Regions from separate parts of the Homo sapiens genome. Here region 1 is linked to region 2. A link is a contact called in ENCODE Hi-C or POLR2A ChIA-PET data. All regions are on one chromosome and are shown on one strand. Each heading gives the region's core, a stretch centred on a gene start or an enhancer-like site at or near the end of the contact. The rest is flanking DNA. Distances are from core to core; before and after follow the strand shown. Region 1 overlaps PPP2R5C (protein phosphatase 2 regulatory subunit B'gamma). Region 2 holds the start of WARS1 (tryptophanyl-tRNA synthetase 1).

What was found. A loop is a pair of places that touch in the nucleus more often than their neighbours do. ChIA-PET counts read pairs that join two places held with the same protein, here RNA polymerase II (POLR2A). Pooled maps may share reads with other maps.
Region 1: a loop to region 2 is called in a map with no recorded cell type, with 13 times the contacts of the local background. The contact joins the enhancer-like site here to the promoter of WARS1 in region 2. A Hi-C loop is called at or near these places in 4 of 37 single-sample maps with no recorded cell type and 9 of 50 pooled maps. POLR2A ChIA-PET finds 5 or more read pairs at or near these places in 1 of 52 experiments (endothelial cell of umbilical vein).

The regions. Positions count from the first base shown.
Region 1 is chr14:101,875,385-101,878,084 of GRCh38, forward strand. The region is part of intron 4 of PPP2R5C (protein phosphatase 2 regulatory subunit B'gamma); the gene reads left to right. Among named protein-coding and RNA genes, the nearest start is that of DYNC1H1, 88 kb to the right of the region's middle. RefSeq lists a silencer at 647-716 and an enhancer at 1,037-1,106. Within about 2 kb of position 1,352, at least 18 of the 41 ENCODE cell types and tissues checked have a DNase peak (open chromatin) inside an H3K27ac peak, as active enhancers do.
Region 2 is chr14:100,374,097-100,376,796 of GRCh38, forward strand. WARS1 (tryptophanyl-tRNA synthetase 1) reads right to left here and starts at 1,251. Exons shown (of 11, transcript NM_004184.4): 1 at 1,187-1,251. WDR25 (WD repeat domain 25) reads left to right here and starts at 2,389. Exons shown (of 7, transcript NM_001161476.3): 1 at 2,389-2,399. RefSeq lists enhancers at 1,203-1,342, 1,353-1,712 and silencers at 2,223-2,282, 2,473-2,522.

The sequences.
Region 1 (2,700 bases), core at 102-2,601, 1.5 Mb after region 2:
TAGAAGAGCTTAAAATTAGGGGCCCAATTAGGACTGTAATTATTTTGCAGCTGAGACGTAAAGGTTTAATGAGACATTTTTCACAGTTTCCAGGTAATTAATTGGTGTTGCAGTTAATAAGGTGACTGATGCGTGCTTTTCCCAGGATCCATTTACTCTCAGCAAGTGTTTGAGGACCTCCTAGGTGCCAGGCACAGTGGTAGGTGCTGGGATTGCTGTGCATTTATGTTCTCTAGATGATAGCTGAGTTCTGGTGCCATGAAAGCAGATTCAAACTCACTTTACAAATGGGGAAAGGGGTAGTATCTCCCTTTAAGACTGCTACTACGATTTTTACTATTCTACCTAAATTTTAGGTTAAGTTCATTGAGTTCATCAAAAATTCAGTTTAAGATTGTGTCTGCTTTATACATTGCTCTGCGAAGTTCCATCTTTGTAATATGATCTCATTCCACATCAAAGGTTCCTCCGTTTTTTCGGGCATTCTTCAGTGCCTTTTATTAGAGTTTTCTGCTTTCTCCATCAAGGCCTTGTAACTAGGTCAGTAATTCCCAGGCACTTTGTAGTTTTTGTGTCTGGGTAGCTGGAGTCTTCGTCTCTGTTTCTTTTTTGTATTTGCTTAATTGTTAGTGGAAAGGTGGTTGCTGTTGGTTTCATATTTTTGATATTTGCATGTGGTAGTCTAGTTGTGATGGTCTGTCTGTTGCTTCTGTTTTCCAGCTATATCATTTGCAAACAAATGACAATTTTGTACTTAAATATATATATATTGCGAAGGGGCTTAACACTTTCTGCCCTTCCCAGAAATGTATCTCTTAGCAATATGACTCGTAGAACCTAACAGTTCCATCACAGGAGGAAGTGTTCTGCAGTAACTGTAATTTGGCCTTTGATGGATTCATCTGTTATAAATCCTGTTGACATGAATAAAACAGAGAATAAATAACAGAATAACCCTTGTGGTTTTGAACAGAGAACTGTAAATAATCAAACCTTTCTTTCCTGTTGCCTCTAAAGTTAGACTGTCAGCGGTTTTTTTTTTTAATGTATCCCTTCATGTCTTAAAATTTTTATATGTTACACTGCTGCAGTTATGTTACGGCATAAATATTCACTCATTGGTAATGAATGATAACACATACAGAAAGGCTGCATGATATTGCTGAATTGTAAGAATTTTCCGTAAAGTTGCTTCTTGGGCCATTCTAGTTTACATCTAATTTAATAAATTTAGCAATTTGGAGAACATCTGCAGGACTGATGTAAGTACTGAAAGTGGAAGTGTCAGGGAGGCAGCAGAAGCAGGTGCTTCCTGATATTAACCAGAGACGGTCCTGGCACAGATGGGGCCGTGTGAATCACATGCAGACATACGTATGCACTCACGTGCGTGCCATTATTTTCATGTGGAGGTCAAACAGTCAGAAACGTTTGGGAAGTGCTGTGTAATGCTAACTGTTCGTGCATAATGTTTTCCCATTTAGTAAGTGCTGTTGCATGTGTTTTCTGTGATTCTCACCACAGCCCAATGCAAAAAATAAAAAAAGGATTTACGCTTTTTTTTTTTTTTTTTTTTTTTTTTGAGATGGAGTCTCACTCTATTGCCCAGGCTGGAGTGCAGTGGTGCAATCTCGGTTCACTGCAACTTCCACCTCCCAGATTCAAGTGATTCTCCTGCCTCAGCCTCCCGAGTAGCTGGGATTACAGGCACCCACCACCACACCCAGCTAAGTTTTGTATTTTTAGTGGAGATGGGGTTTCACCATGTTGGCTAGGCTGCTCTTGAACTCTTGACCTCAAGTGATCCACCCGCCTCGGCCTCCCAAAGTGCTGGGATTACAGGCATGAGTCACCGCGCCTGGCCTTTACCCTTTCCAATGGAGGAGAAAATTGAGGCTCAGGCAGGCTGTTTGGTCTGAGGTCCTTCTTCTAGGTGGGAAGAGGGTGTAGAGAGACTGTTTCCATGAGGCTGTGCTGCCTTTGTTGGGCAGCGTGATTCTGCGTCTGTGCCTCTGGGTGTGCGCTGGATCCGTAGGTCTCATTTGAGAGATCACAGTGACCCTGTGTGCTGCCCAGAAGACCCGGGACTCCTTAGACCTCAGAGCTTCTTTGGTGTTCACTGCATAACGTTGATGTCTTCTCTGTTTCCTCAGACCGGATCCATGCATCCAGGTAGCATGGCAGTGACATTTGCACACAGACATCAGCACCCCAGGTTTCTGTACCTGGGGCTCCTGCCCCTGATTCGCCCCTGCAGCTTTTGTGTTAAGAAATGTTGCTAGGTCAGAAACCCAAGAAGAATTTGAGGTGATAGACCGTTGGCCCTCTGTTCCTTCCCCCCGCCCCAGTATTACTTTTTACTTAACCTTTTCTAGAGATATGCACTAAATTAATGCAATGTAATGTGGTAAGAAAGGTGTGTAGAAGTTAGGAGTGCAAGTTTTTTTCCTTACACATGAGAAATGACTTTCAATCAATCAGAATTGGCCTGGAATGAACCTTCCCGGACCTAGGTCGGTCATCAGTCAAGGACGCTGTATCAGTCTGCTCAGGCTGCCGTAAGAAAATACCACAGGCTGGTGGCTTAAACCACAGAAATGTGTCTTCTCTCCATTCTAGAGGCTGGAAAGTCTAAACTCAAGGGTGTAGCAGGGTTTGTTCCCTGCTGAGGGCCTTTTCTGGCTTGCAGACGGCCACTGT
Region 2 (2,700 bases), core at 1-2,500:
GTATGTACATGGTTTTGAGCAGTCTCCTGGCTTTCTTACCTTTCGAAAGGAGGCTGAGATGCCAAAAGGTTAAGGACCATTGTCTTCAGTGTTTACCACATAAATTGCAAATAGGACATTGAGACTTTGTTAAGAGAAGTAGATTCACCTGTTTAACAAATAGTACACTCTGAAACAAAGAAATGCAGTTATAACCAGTGAAGTACTCTATTATCTTCCCTAAACAAAAGTACTGGGCGTGTAAAGAGCAAAACTGCCTACTCCACAGCAGATCACAGCAGACCTTCAAGGAGAAAGCTAAAAAGCCTCTTGAAAATTAACCCCCAGTTCCCCCTTTTCAAGAACTTGAATCTTGTGCTCATTCTGAAAGTTTCCACTGTGGTGGAGGAGCATAATAGGCACTTAAAGAAACTGGGTATTGTATTGGGATGAGGAGTGGAAAGGACTATAGAATTGTTTAACAGAACAACATGATAAAGACTTGGGTTGCATCAAAATCATCTCACAGAGATCAGGGCACGCTGATTCTGCAATCTGGGGAAGGGTGGCATCAAGACAGCCAATTCTGGAGCAGGTGAGAAGAGAATGTGGCCCAGGAGTGTTTCTGGATCCCTGGAATACCACCAGGAGGTAGAATACCATCCTTTCTATCTTGGCCCCAGAGTGTAGGTGACAATACCTTTGGACTGGCAAGTTCCCAGAGGACAAGAAAATGACTTCTTTAGAGCAAGGATTTCTTGACACCTTTTGGGACCCATCATGTTCCATTTTTTTTAAACACTAAAAGAAAGATTGCTTTCCCCGCCAAATAACAGCATGAACATTATCTTAAAAGGCAAAGACATTAATTTCTATGAAGCCAGGCACGAGACACTTTTGGGTGTCACAATAAGAATGACAATACGTTCTGATGTTGAGCACAGAAGGAGGGTGCATCAGTGAAAATTATGACAGACAGCATGACGGTGCTGAGAGGCAAGCTACGGATCCAAGCCCGCGACTGCTCAGCCAGGATCTCTGTTCCCTATGGGAGCAGTGAATCACCTGAACTTTGGGTCAATGGAAGAAGTAAAATGCATAACACCCTAATCCTAAGACACAAGTCCTGACCCCCTAAACCAAGGTTTTCAGCACTTTGCTAAAAACACGAACAAGCTCTAAGCCTGGCAAAGATGGCAATACATACCCAGGTTGTGGAAGACACTGCAGAGGTGGCCACTGGTCACGCTGGGCAGTTGAGCTGCTGAGAGTGCCCTGCCCAGCCAGAAATGGTCTTTAATACTCTTCCCCTCTTTCTTTCAGTTTCCCTTCTGAAAAAAGATGCTTTTGTCTTTCGTTCTCCCCACCCTGCATTCAGCTAAGGGTTTCTTATAAATCACCCAGATTCTCAGAAACACTTGAGCTCTTGACCAACCTTCTTGATGAGACTGTCCAATCAGGGGTGGGTTGCCTGGGGGGCCAGGTTGAGACCAATGAAACCCTCTTGAGAATCGAGCCATTAGCTGGTCATTGCATCAGCCACCCCTCACCCCCCGCTGGCCTCCAAATAACCTCCCCACCCTCTTCCCGTTCCCCACCCTCAGCGTCAGTGTGACTGATTTTGTGTAGTCGTGGGCGGTGGAAAGAGAAACTGTAAATTCCCCGCATCTGTTCACCGAGGCGGCACAGTGCAGTGGAAAGATCAGGAGTTCTGGGGTCACAGACGCCTGGGTTTCAATCCCAGCTTGGACTTATTCGAAACCTTGGGCAAGGGTCGCATTACTTTTCTGCTTCCCCTTCGGTTTCCTCATCTGTGGAATGGGCATGGAGAAGCCTGCTAACATTACCGTTGAGGGGACTAAGTGCAACACTACGCAAAGCCTCTGGCACATGGCAGGCGCTAAATAAAAATGGGGGCCTCTCTCCTCGGGAAAAGCGAACAGGCGGAGACGATGAAGGGTGCCAGTGGGAAAGGGAGACGGGGTGGGTCGGCGGCGCTCAGAGGAAAGGGGCGAGGGGTCGGTGGCAGGCTCCGCGCCTCACAGTGCCAGAACGCGGCGGGCAGCAAGCCGGGCTCTAAGGATACTCCCGGGAGGGCCAGGCCACTGGGCGCCGCGCCAGCGTCCCTCCATCACTCCCTCCCTTGTTTCCTCACTCCGCCCCGGCCTTACTCCCCTCGCTTACCCTGCCCAGCCGGGCCAGTCAGCGCTCCCGGCTCAGCAACCGGCTGTCTCCTGGGCGTCCGTGGAAACGCCGTCCGGACGGAACAACTTCCGGCCCGACGGCGCCGTCATTGGCTGTTCGCGCGGGGGCGGGGCAGAGGCCGCCACTGATTGGCTGGCGGCCGCGGCGTCGCGTCGGAACGTGACTGGATGGTAGTGTGCTGGCCGGTCTGCCTCCGGGAGAACCGAGCGCTTCCGGTGCGTGTGGTGAGCGGCGGGCCCCGGGCTGGAGGGGCCGGGACTGGGCAGCGCCTAAAGCGCCCCGTGCCGCTTAACGCGGTCTCTCATAGCCGCTCGCCTTCCTTTCACTTCCTGTTCCTTCAGAAAGCGCTGTGCCTTGGACCAACCTTACTTCTTACTATTGACAGCTCAGCTAACTCCTATTCATCCTTCAAAACCCATCTCTGGTCGTATCTTGTTTGTTGCTTTCATCGCTCTGGGGCCTCCGGGGGGATCTGTGTTTTGTGTTTGATTTCCACCCACACCAGACCCAGCATAG